2 separate regions of the Mus musculus genome follow, and region 1 is linked to region 2. A link is a contact called in ENCODE Hi-C or POLR2A ChIA-PET data. All regions are on one chromosome and are shown on one strand. Each heading gives the region's core, a stretch centred on a gene start or an enhancer-like site at or near the end of the contact. The rest is flanking DNA. Distances are from core to core; before and after follow the strand shown.

Evidence for each region. Hi-C counts contacts between places; a loop is a spot of excess contacts on that map. ChIA-PET counts read pairs that join two places held with the same protein, here RNA polymerase II (POLR2A).
Region 1: a loop to region 2 is called in a map of mouse trophoblast stem cell, with 2.5 times the contacts of the local background. The contact joins the enhancer-like site here to the promoter of Cited2 in region 2. A Hi-C loop is called at or near these places in 13 of 37 maps with a recorded cell type or tissue (heart, left cerebral cortex, mouse embryonic stem cell and 2 more). POLR2A ChIA-PET finds 5 or more read pairs at or near these places in 4 of 5 experiments (Patski and embryonic stem cell).

Annotation. Positions count from the first base shown.
Region 1 is chr10:17,572,557-17,576,814 of GRCm38, forward strand. The region is part of intron 3 of Gm32543 (a long non-coding RNA gene); the gene reads right to left. Among named protein-coding and RNA genes, the nearest start is that of Gm32656, 85 kb to the right of the region's middle. Within about 2 kb of position 2,500, at least 1 of the 3 ENCODE cell types and tissues checked has a DNase peak (open chromatin) inside an H3K27ac peak, as active enhancers do; it is heart, where a contact is called at or near this core.
Region 2 is chr10:17,720,448-17,724,978 of GRCm38, forward strand. Cited2 (Cbp/p300-interacting transactivator, with Glu/Asp-rich carboxy-terminal domain, 2) reads left to right here and starts at 2,781. Exons shown (of 2, transcript NM_010828.3): 1 at 2,781-3,012; 2 at 3,491-4,531. The coding sequence starts at 3,499. The coding sequence ends at 4,308.

The DNA of each region.
Region 1 (4,258 bases), core at 1,250-3,749, 150 kb before region 2:
ACAAAACCATCCAAGATCTAAAAATGGAAAAAGAAACAATAAAGAAATCACAAAGAGAGACAACCCTGGAATTAGAAAACCTAGGAAAGAGATCAGGACTCATAGATGAAAGCATCACCAACAGAATACAAGAGATAGAAGAGACAACCTCAGGTACAGAAGAGATCATAGAAAATATTGACACAACAGTCAAAGAGAATGCAAAACACAAAGCAACCAACCCAAAGCATCGAAGAAATCCAGGATACAATGAGAAGACCAAGCCTAAGGATAATAGGTATAGAAGAGAAAGAAGATTCCCAACTTAAAGGACAAGTAAATACCTTCAACAAAATTATAGAAGAAAACTTCCCTAGCCTAAAGAAAGAGATGACCATGAATGTACAAGAAACCTACAGAACTCCAAACAGACTGGACCAGGAAAAAAATTCCTCCCATCACATAGTAAACAAAACACCAAATGCACTAAACCAATAAAGAATATTAAAGGCAGTAGGGGGAAAAGGTCAAGTAACATATGAAGGCAGACCTACCAGAATTATACCAGACTTCTCAACAAAGACTATGAAAGCTAGAAGATCTTGGGCAGTTGTCATACAGACCATGAGAGAACACAAACACCAGCCCAGGCTACTATAACCAGCAAAACTCTCAATTACCATAGACGGAGAAAACAAGATATTCCATGACAAAACCAAATTTACACAATATCTATCCACAAATCCAGCCCTACAAAGGATAATAGATGGAAAACTCCAACACAAGGAGGGAAACTATACCCTACAAAAAGCAAGAAATCTTTCAACAAACCCAAAAGAAGATAGCCACACAAACATAATTCCACCTCTAACAACAAAAATAACAGAAAGCAACAATCACTATTCCTTAATATCTCCGAACATAAATGGACTTGATTTCCCAATAAAATGACATAAACTAACACTGGATACTGCAGAGAACCAAATAATCCTATCAAAAAGTTAAGAACAGAGCTAAACAGAGAATTCTCAACTGAGGAAACTTGAATGGCCGAGAAGCACCTAAAGAAATGTTGAACATCCTTAGTCATCAGGGAAATGCAAATCAAAACAACCCTAAGATTTCACCTCACACCAGTCAGAATGGCTAAGATAAAAAACTCAGGTGACAGCAGATGCTGGTGAAGATATAGAGAAAGAGGAACACTCCTCCATTGCTGGTGGCCTTGCAAGCTGGTACAACCACTCTGGAAATCAGTCTGGTTGTTCTTTAGAAAATTGGACATAGTACTACCTGAGAACCCAACTATACCACTCCTGGGCATATACCCAGAAGATGCTCTAACATGTAATAAGGACACATGCTCTACTATGTTCATAGAAGTCTTATTTATTATAGCCAGAAGGTAGAAACAACCCAGATGTCCCTCAACAGAGGAATGGATACAGAAAATGTGGTACATTTACACAATGGAGTTCTACTCAGCTATTAAAAACAATGCCTTCAAGAAATTCAAAGGCAAACGGATTGATCTAGAAAATATCATCCTGAGTGAGGTAACTCAATCACAAAAGAACCCACGTGTAAATACAGGGATAAAGAGTGGAACAGAGACTGAAGGAAAGGACATCTAGAGACTGCCCCACCTGGGGATCAATCCCACATGCAGATAGCAAACCTAGACGTTATTGCTGATTCCAAGAAGAGCTTGCTGACAGGAGCCTGATACAGCTGTCTCCTGAGAGGCTCTGCCAGATCCTGAACAATACAGATTTGGATGCTCTCAGTCAACCATTGGACTGAGCACAGGGACCCCAGTGGAGCAGATAGGAGAACGACTGAAGGAGCTGAAGGGGCCTTATCTGGCATCAATGGGAGGGGAGGCCCTTGGTCCTGTGAAGGCTTGATGCCCCGGTGTGGAGGAATGCTAGGGCAGTGAGGTGGGTGTAGGTGCACGGGTGAAGGAGCACCCTCATAGAAGCAGGGTAAGGGGCAATGGGATGGGGGATTTGCAGAGGGGAAACCGAGAAAGGGGATAACATTTGAAATGTAAACAAATAAAATATCCAATAAAAATGATTTTGCTGCTTATTTTTTAAATTGTAATCCAATTACATTTCTCCTTTCCCTTTCCTTCTTCAGAACTTTCCCATCTCCTCCTCCTCCAGATTCATGGCCTTTTATTTCATTAGTTGATACTGTGTGCAGCTATAGATAATCTTTTTCTGCAAAGAGTGTGAAGCTTAGGACTTCTCAAAGCATGTGTAGAGCTGGGGTAGTTTGATCCCCCCACCCCCACCCCCGCAGCAACCCGTACAAAACAACCACCACCAAACCAAACAAACAAAGAACTGTTAGCATTTCCATGGCTTCAACTAGACCACGGAAGTGGAAGAGAAAAGGACCATGCAGAAAGTGACACAACTGGATTTCTGACTGATAAGGGGGTTAGAGTGCTCTACAGAGCAGCAAAACAGATTCCAGGCTGGTCTTCAATGTCCTGGTCTTTCACAGGCTCTCTGACCTCTGTTTACCAGAAGGCTTCCACGGTCGTTTTCCTCACCCACCCCCATTTCCTGTATTAGGAGGTGTTGGGCCTGGCCTATGCAACAGCAATCTACAGCAGTCAGAAACCAGAGGTTTTCCTGGTTCTCTGGACAGTTGCTCATCACTAAGCAGGAAACAAGTTGGGGAGGGCCACAAGACTCTTGGTGTCTGGCTCTGAGGAGGTACAGATGAAGATGTGATACCAGAGAGAATGAGGGGCTACAGAGAAAAGGACAAAAAAGTAGCCATCTGGGGAGGAAGTTAGGAAGTCAGAGCTAGATGGAAAGCTGCAAAGAAACTTCTCGAATCCCTGGTGTGTGAGTTGTGAAGGAGAGAGGAGCAGATCTCCAGTCAGAATGGGGTTAGAATGGCAAGATCCTCCATTGTCTACCCAAGGAAAACGATGGCAGCGAAGCAGAAGTTTTTCTTAGGATTCAGTGTCTCTGTCTCTTCCTCCCTGTGGTTTCACTGGGCTATGAAGACGCAGTCTGGGCGTGACCTGACACTCACTGGAACGCAGCTTTCCCTGGACACACCAATCTGCCCATCCCAGGACACCTAGGGACAAAGAACAGGGAAATGTACAACCCTTAGGGTTGCTTGTGAGCTTGAAGAAAGGGGTGGGGAGAGAGAGGGTTGCAAAAGGAGCAATCAACGACATAAGAGAGGGAGTATGGAAGGAACAGAAGTGTTCAATCCAACATGCATGTCTCTTAGGTTTATTGGATGGGTTTAATCTCACGGTCTGCTATAAGCAAATTGAAACCTGATCCTAAATTCATTCCAATAAGACCATAATTTAAAGGGCATAAAGTTCTGCTCAGAAAAAGGCTTCCCTTCAGCCTTCTTTTCACTCCCACATTTACTTCTCGGGCTTAGACAAAGGCTTTGTGCTTTAACTCTCCTGCACAGTGGAGACAGAGTATCTGTGTTGATAATGACTCAGCACAAGGGCTCTTGAGTCTTTCCCCCACTACTTTCAGAAGAAACAGGGCTGGATTGCTTAATTGTTCCTTCCTGAACTGTAGAAGAAAAGGACTCAGGACTCAGGAGTCAGAAGGGCAAGATTAGAGCCTTGACAGATACAGAGAAAATGGTTTTCGCTAAGATAAACAAGGATTTTTACCATCAAAATAGGAAATCCTTCAAAGCACTATGGTGCTTAGTCGCCAGTCAGTTAAAACAGCAAAGGAAGGGAAAGAGTGGGAGAGAGTTAATCTATATCCAGAATTCTTAATTAGATGGTTAAAAGCAAAACAAAACAAAGAGAAAAATAGCCTTAGCAGCCAAGCCTGTGTGTTCAAGTTGAGCAAGGAAAAAGGACTTTGAACTGAAGTTGCAGGCACCAGCATACCACCCTAAGCCAGTGCACTCTTGATAGAAGCAGCTAGCCACTATTCTGGAAACTTCCTTCCCTGCTGAGAATCTATTAACAATTTTATCTTCTCCAAACTCAAAGCCAATTTTGTAAATAAATGGAAAACTTTTTAAGACAAATAATGCTTAATCATTTGTAAATTGTACAATGGCCCTGATTTACAAAAGATCTCCTCTCTAATGAATAATCCAGGGGAGTCTAGACTCACCCCTACAGGAAAAGCCTGTTTTCCTTTCACCCACATTTCCTCTCTCACAAACACCAAAAATGCTTCCCAGACTAACTTTAACTAGACTTGCTAGATACCAGAGAGAGAACACCCAGAGATAGCCTATGCAATTTTACTGATAATTG
Region 2 (4,531 bases), core at 1,531-4,030:
GGATAACTATAACCACAACCACCCCCAACCTGGACTCCCTGTTTCAAGTCTTCCTTTTCCACACTGCGCTCCACAATACTACCTCTGAAGCTTTCACCCACTTCTCTGTGGCACTGGGACCCAATCCAAATTCTCAGCCTGGAAACACCGGGGCCTAAGGACCCAACTGTAGTTTGGACCCAAAAAGAGTTTGGCCCTTAGGACTCATCTATCCAGTTTGCTTCTCTCTTCTTTGCCGGAACTCTTTGATCCATGCAACCAAACGTTTACTCATCCTCTGGTTTTAACTAGTTTACTATGCCCGCTGAGAAGCCTCCTGATGCCTCTGAGACATGGTATGGTATCCCTCCTATACACTCTGGGATGGTGGGTGTACCCAAACTTGGTTATCTGAGGTCTCCTTCTAAGCATGAGTTGCCATCTTTACATCTTAGGGCACTAAGAAGTTCCTGGAACCCAGAGAACATGCATTGGGAGAATAAATGAGCAACGCATTCTGCATCCCATCCAGTTGGACTCAGAAGTATTTATTTTCCCTTTTACTGGTGGATGATGGGCAAGTGGCCTTTCCAGAGATTGCCCAATAGTCTACAGAAACATTGGAGCACACTAGTGGGATACCTTCCCTTAATGGCTGCAGGAGGAATTTAGATTAGACGTTCGAAAGCTGTTCCTTGTGTCGCAAGACTGCACGATAGGAAAGGGAAGTAAATAATCTATTCAAAAAAATTATCTTGGCTTGGCCAAGATTTTGGAATGCAGGTTTTTGATAGGAAACGTCCCTTCTGATCTCCGTCAAAACCTCTTGGTTTTTTCAGCGTCATGTTCATGACATACAGGCCAAACTAGGAGTTGGACAAAAGAGAGAATTGTTAGAACTGAAAGCCATGTATCTCTTGCTCACTTCTCCAAAAAGTAAACATTCTTGAGGTTTCAAAATCATTTGCATACAGGGTTATAAATGCTTGACAGTCTGGAAAAAGGGTAGACAGGAAGAGAGAAGGTTTTGTTGTTTGGGGTGCTTGAAAAGGGACCAACTTGGGGAAGACATAGGAGTAATGCCAAAAAAAAAAAAATTACTGAATGGGGCAGGCAATGTATCAGAATTTCCAGTTCTCAAGAAATACAGGAGAGAGAGAGAGAGAGAGAGAGAGAGAGAGAGAGAGAGAGAGAGAGAGAGAGAGAGAGACTGTTAGCTAGAAGGGTGAAAAAGAAACGAGATGGGGGAGGGGTACTGGCTCTTTACAGCAGGAAGTCGTCCATGGACATCGAGTTATGAAGAAACAACCGTACTCAGAAGTCCTTATTCGGAGCGCTAAACTCGATTTCACCACTTAAAGAGAGAGATACACGCTCCAAACAGCCTCATCCTGGTGTAGGAAAAATAACTCGCAAAGCAAGAGAGCTAGGACTGGATAGTGGCCCAGACCAGTGTTAGGGGTTTTATTTGCAAGTCAATGAGCCAAATGGGCGATCGGGCTCGTTGTGCTTCGTTCTGCAAGCAAGGTTATTATTATCACCGCCTATTGCTCCACTGAACAATTTCACTGAAAAGGAAGACTAGTAGCCGTGTGTGCGCGCACTGTGCCATACAGGACGTGCTGCTACGTGCCCACTTCCAAAACGACTTTATTTACAAAGCGATTACCAAGCTATCTATCTGTTTTCCTTTTGCAGCAGCAGCAGCCTTACTCAGCCCTCGAATTTCTTAATTACAAACCCGTTTGCTTCTAAATCAACCCCAAACCGTCAGGCAAGAGCCCGGAGGGAGGCTGTGCAAGTTTGCACACACCCCCACCTCCTGGATCAAGGGCAACAGCAGAAGCAAGTAACTGTGTATGTGCAAAAAGGTGGATCTGGGGACGAGGATCGCTGAGTTTGTTTACAGAGCAGGGACGCCTCAGCTCGGATGCCAAAGCTACCAAGAGCTGCAAACGCAAACTTAGCAGAAGCACACGTACTCCCGGAGCGTGGAGCAGGCCGTAAAGTGCGGAGCGGATTCCAGAACCCCGGGAGTGGAGCCGCCCCGGCCTGTGAGCGCGCTCGGTCCACCTGCAGCCGCTGCCGCTCCCCGCCCCCAACCCCTGTCCTTGAAAAGAGTGGAGGTGCGGAGCGGGGGTGAGGGGTGGGGAGTTAAAGGGTGCATCCACACTAAGAAAAATACCTCAGTTAGGTGTACGTGCTGCCTGTATATAAAAAAAAACAAAACCACAAACACAAACACAAAGGCGCGGCTCAGGAAAGCGCGCTCAGAGGACAGGACACGATCGGCCCAGGGCTTTAAAAATCTAACTCGGGAAAGCATAGCCATTCTTCGTAGGTTGGGAAGAGTTTGGCACCTAAGAAAACTCTGCAGGGCAGGGAGGCTGAGCGAACCCCTTTTTCCTGTAGAGGGCAGGGCAGATCACTAGGTAAGCCGGGTGAGCGAGCTGGGGGTGGGGAGATCTAGCCAGAAGGAGGTGGGGAGTGCTCCTTGCTCCTCTCCTGTAGATGCTTCCGTGCACTGGGTGGCCGGGAGGACTAGCTCCGTGTCCCTGAGGTGGCAGGCACAACCTCGCCTTTGGGAGCCAGAAAGCCACTTCGGTCCGGAGACCTGCTGGGCGGCGCCGGGGCGCGCAGCCGCTGCGCACGTGCAGCGCGGACTCGCGGACGCGGCAGAGGACCCGATCCAGGGTGCTGATGTTCCGGGATCCGTGTGTTTGCGCTTGCCGCCGGGGAGGCTGTCGCTCCGCCCTTCCTGAGATCCTTATATTAACAGTGGCCAAAGCCCGGAGAAACACAGCTCATTGTTGGCAGCTGCCTGGCGGTCTTGCGGAGCGGCTAGGGCAGCGGAGGAAAAGAAAAGGGAACGGCTCGGAATTTGCTCCAGCGGCTGCTGCAAGACCTCGGCGCCAACCTCGCACCGGCGAGCGCCTCACAGCCCATCGGCTGTCCCTCTATGTGCTGCTGAGCCGGTCCTGGACTCGACGAGCCCGCCTTCGGTGTTCCGAGCAGAAATCGCAAAGACGGAAGGTGAGCGCGGCGGGCGAAGCTAGCCAGGGCTGCTGCCAGCCTAGTCCTCCGAGGGCAGGGCTGGCTCCGGGGACAAGCGTGAGGCGGAGCTGGGGAATAACAACAGGATGTGCAACCACAGGGTGAGGAGGGCTGATTGAATGCCTGAAGTTCGCGGCCCGGCTCCGGGGCACTTCCTTTATTAGGCCACTTCAGGGAACCCAGGGGGGTGTGGGCTCCGGTCCCCCTCCCCCCGCCACACTTTCCCGGATCCTAGGGGAAGGGGCAGGTCGCTCAGCGCCAGGCTGTGCGGGTCCGGCAGGCAGCAGGTCCGCCGAGGTAGCGAGCTCGGGTGCACGGGCTGCTGGTGGGCTCTCTCGGGGGTGGTGGTCTGCAGCTTGAGACGTGCTCGCGGGTACGGGGGGCTACAGAAGTGGGGTGCGCTCTGGTGGGCGACACGTGTGGCGCGGGTCTCAGCGTCTGCTCGTTTCGCTTTCAGGACTGGAAATGGCAGACCATATGATGGCCATGAACCACGGGCGCTTCCCCGACGGCACCAACGGGCTGCACCACCACCCTGCCCACCGCATGGGCATGGGGCAGTTCCCGAGCCCGCATCATCACCAGCAGCAGCAGCCCCAGCACGCCTTCAACGCCCTCATGGGCGAGCACATACACTACGGCGCGGGCAACATGAATGCCACGAGCGGCATCAGGCACGCCATGGGGCCGGGGACTGTGAACGGGGGGCACCCCCCGAGCGCTCTGGCCCCGGCCGCCAGGTTTAACAACTCCCAGTTCATGGGTCCCCCGGTGGCCAGCCAGGGAGGCTCCCTGCCGGCCAGCATGCAGCTGCAGAAGCTCAACAACCAGTATTTCAACCATCACCCCTACCCCCACAACCACTACATGCCGGATTTGCACCCCACTGCAGGCCACCAGATGAACGGGACAAACCAGCACTTCCGAGATTGCAACCCCAAGCACAGCGGAGGCAGCAGCACCCCTGGCGGTGCGGGTGGCAGCGGCACCCCCGGCGGCTCCGGCGGCACCTCGGGCGGCGCGGGTGGCAGCAGCGCGGGCGGCAGCGGCGGTGGCAGCACCATGCCCGCCTCGGTGGCTCACGTCCCCGCGGCAATGCTGCCGCCCAATGTCATAGACACTGATTTCATCGACGAGGAAGTGCTTATGTCCTTAGTGATAGAAATGGGTTTGGACCGCATCAAGGAGCTGCCCGAACTCTGGCTGGGCCAAAATGAGTTTGATTTTATGACGGACTTCGTGTGCAAGCAGCAGCCCAGCAGAGTCAGCTGTTGACTCGGTTAACCTCGCAGGCGGAAAGAAATCACCCTCCCCACCCCACCCCCACCCCCAACTTCTTCGGTGTGAATTAAAAAAAAAACAAAAAAACAAACATTCCCTTAGACGCAGTATCTCGCTTTTCAGATCCTGAAAGGGTTGAGAACCTGGAAACAAAGTAAACTATAAACTTGTACAAATTGGTTTAAAAAAAAAAAAGATTGCTGCCACTTTTTCCTAT